Regions from separate parts of the Homo sapiens genome. Here region 1 is linked to region 2. A link is an interaction called in ENCODE POLR2A ChIA-PET data of the cell type or tissue named here. Cell type or tissue: GM12878. All regions are shown on one strand. Links, peaks and the distances in the headings refer to the core of each region. The heading gives the core; the rest is flanking DNA.

Region 1 (5,379 bases), core at 241-5,240, 60 kb after region 2:
TGTTGCTTCAAAGAGTAGAATATTGATGGATTAAAAGAAATTTCAGTGAGACAAGTTTTATTATCTAAGGAAGAAACCCCTAAAGATGGAGGTGGTAGGGTGAATGGCTAAAACTGCAGGCTTTGGAATTACAGACCCAGTGGTTGAGAGATCCCAGTTTGCCATATACCACTATGTGACCATGGGCAAGTGATGTTAACTGTTCCAAGGTTGACTTTTCTGTCTCACAGAGTTGTACAGATCAAATGAAATTATATATACATAAGTTCATGTAAGGCGGGGATCTTGTCCTTCATATTAACTGCTATATACCCAGCCCCCAAGCCTGGAGTCTGGTGTATAATAAGTGCTCAATAAACGTTAATGGAATGATTGAATTTATTGGATCCCTAACAAGAGACAGATGCTGGGAAAAGCATTTTCATTCATTTCAAACACATTTGTGGAACATCTACTATGTGCTGGCCTCATCATGGTAATCCTTTCTGTCATTACTGATACCATTATTATTATAGTTGTTTTGGTGGTGGTGGTTGTCAAAAAGTTTGCTTCAGATGGTGGTGAATATCCCTATGATTGGAAATGCCTAGCTCATGTGGGATGACAAGCTGGTAGTATTGACAGGTGAATCCATGTACCTATATAGGGTTTGGGGTCATATCCAAATCCAAAATCAAAATTCTGATTTTACAGAAATCTTGAGCTTGTTAGTACCACTTCACACTTTTGCTGGGGATATGACATTGTACGTCTGTATAAGATAGTGAGCTTTACAGTGGTAATAAATAATTCCAAGGCCATATAAATACCACAGTTAGGCTAAACTCCTTTAATCCCTGCAGCATTATCTTTGTTTTTTTTAAGTCTGGTACCATTGTCCGAGCTAGACCTTAGAGTTGCTGCTCCGTGTCTGGGCCACACTAATCATCTGGGTGAAACGGAAAATTTTGTTCCAAATATGGACATCTGCCTTCCCAAAGGGGCTTAGGAAATCTCTAGTTGGTTGATTGAAACATTCAGTTTTCATCCTAGCTGTTTGGAGTAGGCACAGTCTGGTGGTGAAAGAGAACAGCTGTGAGGAGAGGATTTCCTTATAGTGAATCTGGAGGTCACCCACAACCAGTGAAAGCTCTGGGAGCTGCTTTTGGCTGCTCCACATCTTGGCCTTCCTGTCTGCTTTGCAGATGAATTTCCTTGCCTTGGAGGGGGCACTCCCATGTATTTTGGCTGTAGGGACTCTGATTTCAAGATGTCCTAAAGAGTTCCTGGCTAAAAGCCACCTGACTTATTTCCCTTGGAGGTGGACTAAGGAGCTTCCAAATCCACTTTAGGAACTCAGCCCAGTGTCTAAATTTGTAATGTTCTTCCCAGTACCTTCCTTGAAAGCATTCTGCAAGTTTCAATTCTCACTTTCTTCCTTGGAAGAAGGTATTACAAGCCCCATTTACTTGACCCTTAAGATTTATTGGTCAAGGTGCTACCTAAGGAACAGCCCCAGGTCAACAACAGCTTAGCCAGTCAAGCTCTCCCATCGGGATGGCAAGATCTTGGCTGAGCATCTTGACATGAGGCCTATATTCTTTTCCCTTCTTTTGACCAATCCTTACCCTAGGAATTCATCCTCTGATTGCAAGGTTACTGCTTGTCTCTAGCCCCTGACCTCCTTTTCACCACTGAGTTTTTAAATTTGTAACTCATCCATCTTTACACCAACATCTGTTGAATACCCTTTGTTCTTAGACTCTGCCTTAGAGTCTGTATCCAATTTTGTCCACCTCAGATGTATCCATCCAGCCATCTTCTGGTGTCCCATTGAGGGCTGGCTTCAAGGGTGGGCAACTTGTGCTGTTGCATAGAGCCCCACACTCAGAAGGAACCTGTACTTCATTTAATACTCTGCTATTGCCTTCTTGAAATTCTTAGTCACTTTATCTTTAAACTTGTGTTTTGTTTAAGTGAAGTCTGATGGGACAACACAGCATGAGCAGGGACAGAGGAGATGGGCACAATACCACTCTCTGCTGCCCCATTTGCATATAGCATTCACAATGCCCCAGGAGCAAAGAATTCTAGGAGCCCCATGATGCGTGAGAGTTCATCAAGACTTAATTATGCCCATAACTAAATGAATATGCTGCCAGTCCCAAAGGGCCATTCTTTCCATTCAAACTAGAAATGGCTTCAAACATGGACAAAAAAAAATGTTCTCAGAAACACAAATAATCTAGGAACCCTATCATATCCTTTCCTACCTATGTTGCTTTCCCATATTAGCCAACCACTCATGCTGAAAATGATGACACAGAAGGAAAGGGTAGGGTCACGTGTATTCCCTTTTCCTTTCCTGGCTCATCTGAAAGCCTGGTGGAAAGTGCACATATGAAGTATGCATATAAAGTACACATATAAAAAAGTGAAATAAAAATAGTTTAGTTTATTTGGTGCAGCATTTCCACTGTTCTAGTAAGAATAAATACATATGCATGTATGAGCTACAGAAGTATAAATTGTATAATTTTTATAATTCCTCATATAAGTAAAGTGTTCCTATAAGTTCATTTAAAACTGGCACCACACATCATAAAGAATAGTAAAATCTATGCTAATAATTAAATTTTAAAATTTTTTATTTGCAATGACATCAAATAGCAAATGCAAAACACCATGTCAAGTCAAGAGAAAGAGAGAACAAAAGAAAGAGAAAAGCTTTATCTTTCAGGATCTTTAGCGACACTTCCTCCCTGCCTTTTCAACAAAGAGTCCTACATTTCATTTCATGCTGGGCCCTGCAAATTATGTGGCTGGCTCTGATCCCATGGCTTTAAGACGTGTCCACAAGCACTGAAAAGCAAAGCTTGTTTCAAACCAGCACCATCCCAGGCATTTCCCAGTGTGACTTCCTTCTAGGCCTTGCCACATCCCTATCCCAAGGCTTCAATTGGGATCAATGGATATTAGCTGCCCCTTTGGTAAGATCAACAAAAATCTCCTAAACATAGCTCTGAGTAGATGGGAAAATGGAGGTAAAGTAAAATGGCAGGGGCTTATCCAAGGTCACAAGGTATCCCAGGGACAGAGGCACAAGCTCCTAGCCTTCAGGTCCAATGCCATGGTTTGTTGATTTCCATCTCTACTGCTGGCATTCGAGCCTTGAACATCATTTGAAAATACCAACAAAGTTATTGTGTGTTGTATCCCTTTGATCACACTTCTGCTAGGGCCACCACAGCCCCACAGGAACAGATGTAGGGCAAAAGACTCTGCCCTTCAAAGGGTTCTACACTGAACATTCCAAGGCCCCAGGGGAGTCCTGTGTCTTGTTCAATGTCAAGAAGAGTCCATCAACAGGCCAATACATGCTTCCTTTGTAGCCTCTGTAAAGATCAGATTCCTATGTCTCCCCAGGAAGGTCAGGATATCTTTTCTAATCATTGTATCAGGATCATTCAAAATTCCGTAGAAACAGAACGATCCCTACCTATTTCTTTGAATTTCCTGGAAAACAAGATACGCAAAAATTACACCCAGGGGCCCAGCACAACTGGCCAGATCTCTTCCAACCAAAAGGAAATCCCAGCCAGAAGAGACCACAACCTGGTGCCCTTTGCAAATTGCCTGCACACCCTTCATGCGTCCCCTCAAGTCATCCAAATAGGTTTTTAGACCGACATCTCTTAGCACATTCTAGCTGTCCTCTTGCTATTCTTTTGGAGGCTTCCATGTGGAGTACAAGGGTTCACTGAGCCTAGATGTATTCCAGAAGCCTCATAACCACCTCTTGTTTGGAGCAGCGATGCCCTTAGCAACACAGCTTAATTTTCCAGGTACTTCTGGGCTAGTAGTCCAACTTCCTCCTAAAACCCAGTCCTGTCTCTCTATGCACAGCTTTGTGTAGAAGGAGGATGGATCCTTGATTAAATATATTCAGACTCCCCCAGAACCTGGAGCTTGTTGGGCTACTCAGCTGGTGCTGCAGACCTGGTCGAAGGGTCAGTGGCCTTTCTTCCAGAATAAACCTCCAGTTGCTGGTCTCCTTCCTTTTAGCAGGCACACAGGGGAAAAGATATCTCATGGGCCATGCTGCACTGTTCTGGCTCTAACAGCAATACCAGTGATCATCTTTCCTTCCTTTCTAGCCAATGAGAAGTATAAATACACATGTAAAACTTTTCTGTTGCTATTTAAAATAATCTTCATGAAAATATTTTCATGAAATGTGAAAATGCTTCTGACATAAATAACTGGGATTAAAAGCAGGATACCTGATTGTATACACAGGAGGACCTCAGCTTTGTAAACTGTTTACATTTATTCACAGAAAAAAATACAGGAAGGAAATACACCACAGTGGGTTTCTAACTGGATTAGAGGTAATTGTGTATTTTCTTCTTTAAACGTTTTAGTGTTTTACAAAAGAAAATACATATTAGAGGCATTGATTATTTTGTAATCTGACAAGAAAGGATACTTTCCTATTAGCTGGGACTTCTGAAATAGTCATCACTGATTTTATACATAGCCCTGAAGGAAACAAACATAAGGCTTCCACTTCTCCCCAGAGTGACTTTTTTATTTTTTATTTTTTATTTTTTGAGACAGAGTCTCGTTCTGTCGCCCAGGCTGGAGTACAGTGGCACGATCTCGGCTCACTGCAAGCTCCGCCTCCCGGGTTTATGCCATTCTCCTGCCTCAGCCTCCCCAGTAACTGGGACTACAGGTGCCCGCCACCACACCCGGCTAATTTTTTGTATTTTTAGTAGAGACGGGGTTTCACCGTGTTAGCCAGGATGGTCTCGATCTCCTGACCTCGTGATCCGCCCGCCTCGGCCTCCCAAAGTGCTGGGATTACAGAAGTGAGCCACCGCACCCAGCCCCAGAGTGACTTTTAAGTTGAACCATCCTCCTAGCTGAATTTTGGCTTTGACAAAATTGCTTTGCTTATAATCACTCTTTTCGTTCTTTTGTGAGACTTGACATTTGGAAATAGCCCGTTAGAGCCTTGAATCAAAGTATTCTATTTCTTTCTCCTGGTTACCAGGCCTGAGATCTCCCAAAGGAATTTCCAAAGTGCAAGGCTTTGGAGCCCACCTGAAATTGGGCTCAAGTGAGACAGAGGCCCAGAGGATGCTGACTTTGTGCATCAAAGTATGATGACAAGAACATTGCCTTTGGAGAAGAATGGCTCCGGAGCCTTGAGCTTTTTCTCTGCAAAACTGATGATCATATTTCTTTTACATAGATTATAAAGATTTAAAGAGACAATGTATGGAGGATGCCTAACAGCACACACAATTAATTATTAATATAAGTGGTGAGCACTGGAGAAGGCAGCAGAGGGGGAATATCTGCTATTGCTACTTTCCATTCTCTCACCGTTGA
Region 2 (5,379 bases), core at 196-5,195:
TGTAAGTTCATGTACTTATTGAAATTTATATTCTGATTTTTGATTCCGAAGATAGAGACATTACACTTACTTTGAAATGGAATTCTTCACCCCCACTACCTGATATCCAGTGTTGGACCACACAAAACCCTCTTTAGAAAGAACAGAATCAACTCAATCACACCAGCCTGTCATCTAGGGTGCCTGCAATGGGGCTGAGCAAGGACTTGGGAACTAGTTCTGAGTTTGAATCTCAGCTCCCAGCACCATAATTAAGGGTGTTTTCTAATTTCAGCGCCCATGGCTCCTCCCTGCACTCCTGTTTCAGAGCACTCGCCTCCAGGCTCTCCTTTGCTTGCCTCGGGGCCTTTCCACGCACGCTTACTTTTCTCTGGAATGCTCTTCCCTGTGAGAGCCACAAGCCTACCCCCTTCCCTTCTTCAGACCCTTGCTCAATGCCATTGTAGCGGCGTCATTTGTCTGGGGTAATATGCGAGCTTTGTTGTCTCACACCAGGGAAATCAAGGACGCAGATGCACAAGAAGTGAGTTTAAGAGCAGACATTTAATAGGCGAAGAAAGAAAAGAGAATAGTTCTCTCTCCTACAGAGAGAGAAAGAAGGACTCCTGAGTGGGTTTTCTGGTTCTGTGGTGAAATGCATGGAGTTTTATAGGCGAGCTTGAGGAGGTGGTGTCTGATTTACATAGGGCCTGCGAGATTGGTAGGACCAGGTGCACTATTCGCATAGCGCACAAAGAAGCTGGCCATCCCACCCTAATCTTTTATTATACAGATGGAGTCTCTACCTGGCTGGCATGGGTTGCCTGCCTTTCTACTTCACATGTGGTTACAAAGAAAAGGGAAGAGGGAACCTCCCATGTTGAACACACCTGGCCCCCAGGTAGCCTTTTCCTATAGGCACAGCTGCCGGCATTTACCTATGCAAGCTTCCAGCTTGCTTATTTATGTCTGCAGATTGATTTTACAGGTGGCTCTTTGTTAGAAAAGAAATGATTTGGGGCCTGCTTTTTGTTAAAAGGGAAGCCTGACTGAGGACTCTCTTACCCTCATCAACTGCCTAAATAATTTCTTTTTAGCTTCTTTATCACCATCATGTGGAGGCTTTCCATGACCACTCTCTCTAAAACTGCAACCCTCCCCTCCCTCTCTCCATCATCTCCCTTGTTTTATGTCTCTCAATGACACTTATCTCCCTCTGGCATTTCATATAATTCACTTGTACTTTTTGTTGATTGTCTGTCTGCCCCAACTACAATGAAAGCTCCATGAGGGCAGGGATTTTTGTTGCCTTTATTCATTGCCATATCCCCAGAGTCCAGAATGGAATCCAGCCCCTTGGTAGGAGCTTAACAAATATAAATGAATACATAAATTTGAGCAAGTAACTTACCAAGCTCATGTCCTGTCTCTCTTAAAAGGATGGCATGAGAATTAAATACAATATCATTGCTATAGGGAAAAATAATGGCCAACATATATTGAGTGCTTATTCAGTGCCAGCTTTTAAATGTGCTAAGTGCTTTACATAAATCACCTTATTTAGTCCCCACAAAAATCCTATGAGGCGAGTATTCTTTTAACCTTCATTTTACAGGTGAGGAAACTGAGGCTTAGAAAAGTTGGGTCACCTATTCAAGGTCACGCAAAATTCAGACCCATATTTGTATGAGCTCAGAACCAGTACTATTTTTTTTTCTTTATTATTTTAAGTTTTGGGGTACATGTGCAAGATGTGCAGGTTTGTTACATAGGTAAACGTGTGCCATGGTGGTTTGCTGCATCTATCAACCCATCACCTAGGTACTAAGCCCCGCATGCATTAGCTATTCATCCTGATGGTCTCCTTCCCCCACTGCCCCCAACAGGCCCCAGTGTGTGTTGCAGAACCAGTACTATTGACCCCAACAATGTATGGCCATGGCCTTGTGTGTAACCATAGCTTGACTAGTGCTAATTCTCTTCTCCAAAGCACATAGCGCAGCAGACCTGCACTGTCTGTCTGGCCTCTTCTTTTGGGAGCCTGTTCCTTCTGCTGATACCTGACATCTTGGAAGCATCCGCTGGTCTCAGGAGGCAGTGTGGTGTGGCAATGAGATGGCAAGTTTATTAACTGGGTGACCTAGGTTCTAACACCTCCTTTGCCCCCAGATTACTGTGTGATCTTGGGCAATTGCTTCCCCTCCGTGGGCCGGGTTCTGATGGTATAATGAGCACTGAGGTCCCTCCCAGCTTGAACAGTGCTGGGACTATTGGAGGACTCCACAGGGGTGTGTGGTTTGTGACTCATCTCAGAGGATCCTGCCCCCCCAGCTGTGGCCTTGGCCCAGATCTGCTCATGAATGTAGAGTCTCCTGCTTTGATGATTGCTGGGCTTTCCCTCCCACACCTCTTGAGCTTGAATTTCAGGTTGCTGGATTTGAGTGGGAGGTTGGAGGAAGTAACCATCTAGTGATTTTCTAATCCCTTCTCTAGGGGAAAGCCCAAGAGAAAGAAAAGGAAGGCATGAGAATCATTCCCACCCAACATGGCACAGAGTCATTGCAGGAAATACAGTTCTCTCTGGGGAGCCCAGCACCCTGCAAACCTCAGGGACTGCTATAGCAAAGGACATCTGCCCAACAGCCTCTTTCCCATTCCCCAGACCTGCCTTCTGCCAAAAGCGTCCCAAGGATCCCCTTCTTCACTGACCCTAAAACTGTCTCATTTGAATTTCAAGTTCTTTTGTTGTTGTTGTTTGTTTGAGACAGGGTCTCACTCTGTCACCCGGGCTGGAGTGGCATAATCACAGCTCACTGAAGCCTCGACCTCCCAGGCTCAATTGATCTCCCCACTTCAGCCTCCTGAGTAGTTGGGACTACAGGTACACGCCACCACCCCCGGCTAATTTTGGTATTTTTTTGTAGAGAAGGGGTTTCGACATGTTGCCCAGGCTGGTCTCAAACTTCTGGGCTCAAATAAGGTGCACACCTCGGCCTCCCAAAGTGGTGGGACTACAGGTATGAGCCACCATGCCAGACCGAGTTTCAGGTTCTAAACTGAGAAATCATTTTTTTCTCCTTGTGAAATGGAGGATGAATAAGCCAAGCTAGGCAATGGCTTGAGTTGTTTTCCTCAATTCATTTATTCATTCATCCATTCATTCAACATTTATGTGCTAGAATCTTTGCCAGAAACTAAAAGAGGAAATTAATTGGGTCCTGGCAAACTTAAATTGGGTAATTGGTAATTTGAGGAGAATTTAATAAAGAGACTATTTTCAAAGGGGAGGGCAGAGTGCAGGAAAACAAGGGGTAGTGCTGTCTCTTGGAGCCAGTAACATCAGGAAGATATTATCAAGCCTAGGCTGAAGGGATAAAGGGAGAGACAATTCCCAGAATCCAGAAGTAATGAGTCAGATGGAGAGGGCCACTGGGCAGAAGCTGTGCTTTGGTTGAAGGGCTCATCTAGCTGGTGAAATGATGACCTTGACCTTGACTTCACCCTCTTCTCTGCAGTGGCTGAATTCCATTTATGTATTTACTGCAGGTCAGCCTCCTGGGGCTCACAGGAGGGCAGAGAAGGGCAGGGAGGGGATATGGAAGAAAAAACAGATGACTTGTAGCACAGAAACCAGACAGTTTCTGTCCCCAAGGAGCCTGCATACAGTGGGGGAGCAGCAGTGCAAAGCTGAATGAATGCTTTAATAAATATATGAACAAAGTATAAGAGGAGCACAGGTGTTAGGAAATGAGCTGTCAGGAAGGGGTTAATGTGCCTGAAGGTGAGGGAGACAGTTGGTTCCAGGGAAGAAGATCCAGAGGAATTGGTTCTCAAGGGCTGATTAGGCTTCTTCAAGGAGGTAATGTCTAAACTGAGATTTGCAATATCAACAGAAATTAGCCAGGAGGCGTCCAAACATGGTGAAAAACGTGTAAAAGCTGGAGGTATAGAGTATAGAGCTCTTTGGGAAACTGTAAATGAAGAATAAAGAGTGTAAGGTGTGTAGGGGGTGGGCAGGAGATGAAGTGGAGTAGAGAAGAAGGACCCAGGGGTGAAGAATTATTTTGCCCGACTAAGGACTTCGAAAATGTGTCTAAGGCCAATGGCAAGTTTTTAAAAGGTTTTCATCAGAGGAGTGGTAGCATTGTGTTTATGTTTTAGAAAATCACTTTGATTGAGGGGAAAAGAGTGGGTTAAAGGCAGGTGGATTAGAAAGAATATTGTTTTTGTAATCTAAATGAGAGATGACAGCAGCCCAAAATAAACTGGTAGAAGAGGGGATGGAAAAAGGTATTAAGAAGTCAAACTGGATGGGATTTGGGGACTGAATATAGGAATTTAGGAAGACTTTAGTTCTGGGGAGATGGTGATATGGTTCACTGAGATGAGCTTAAGAGAAGGAACAATGTGTGTGTGTGTGTGTGTATGTGTGTGTGTATTGAGGAGGAGAGTGAATCATGGTGGAGAAGATGTAGGGGATTGACAAATTATCCAGTTTAGAGCATATTGAAGTGATGATACTAGGAGGATAACCAAATAGACCTGTTAGTGCTTTTTTTTTTGAGGTGGGGTCTCACTATGTTGCCCAGTCTGGAGACCAGTGACTATTGACAGGCATGATCATAGTGCACTGCAACCTTGACCTCCTAACCTCAAACAATCCTCCCTGCTCAGCCTCCTGAGAAGCTAGGATTATAGGTGCACACCACCATGGCTGGCTCTGTTAGTGCTTTGGACAAGCTGTTTAGAAGAGGTGTGAGTGGAAGCTATGGATTTGAGAACCATCAGATGCAAACGATGATTGCAGCAGTGGAGTCCATGAGATCACCGTGGAAAGAGCTTAGAGTGAGGAGAATAAGACTATAGAATGCTGACTTTTAAAGGATGGCCGGAGGTAGAGGAACTCAGGAGATGAAGGAGTGGCCTGAGAAGAAGGAAAAGAACTTAGAGAGAGTGGTCTTAACAGCCAAAGAGAATATTGAGTTCTAAGGGGAAGCAAGAGGAGGAGTAACATGTCAAAACATTGCTGAGTGGCCCTGTGCACAGGAGTTAGTTAACGGTATGATTAGCCTTTCTCTTTCTGAGTCTTTTAATCAGATAGATAAGAAGTATTTCCTGGGCATCTATAGTATGCTTATTATGGCTAAATTGTGTCCCCCCTACAAATTTATAGGTTGAAGTCAGAACCTCCTGTTCCGCAGAATGTGACTGTTTGGAGGTAGAATCTTTATCTATCTGCTTGGGCTGCCATAACACAATACCACAAACTGGGTGGCTTAAACACCAGAAGTGTATGTTTTTCTCAGTTCTGGAGACTGGAAGTCCCAGATCAAGGAGTAGCAGGGTCCGTTTCTGATGAAGGCTCTCTTCTTGGCTTGTAGATGACTGCCTTCTCTCTGC

What was found. ChIA-PET counts read pairs that join two places held together with the same protein. Peaks named below come from ENCODE experiments on the same cell type or tissue, not always from the same donor. Only the 100,000 strongest peaks of a DNase experiment are listed, where the experiment ranks them.
Region 1: POLR2A ChIA-PET joins it to region 2 with 6 read pairs; 12 of 35 experiments call an interaction of 5 or more read pairs at or near these places.

Annotation. Positions count from the first base shown.
Region 1 is chr14:70,644,325-70,649,703 of GRCh38, reverse strand. The region is part of intron 1 of TTC9 (tetratricopeptide repeat domain 9); the gene reads right to left. Among named protein-coding and RNA genes, the nearest start is that of TTC9, 5.1 kb to the right of the region's middle. In GM12878, for the core only: no CTCF peak of the experiment used is centred there; no DNase peak of the experiment used is centred there; H3K4me3 peaks cover 3,024 bases; H3K27ac peaks cover 893 bases.
Region 2 is chr14:70,704,380-70,709,758 of GRCh38, reverse strand. All of the region lies in intron 3 of LINC01269 (long intergenic non-protein coding RNA 1269), which reads right to left. Among named protein-coding and RNA genes, the nearest start is that of LINC01269, 8.4 kb to the right of the region's middle. RefSeq lists an enhancer at 2,402-2,601. In GM12878, for the core only: no CTCF peak of the experiment used is centred there; a DNase peak (open chromatin) is centred at 2,408; H3K27ac peaks cover 1,736 bases.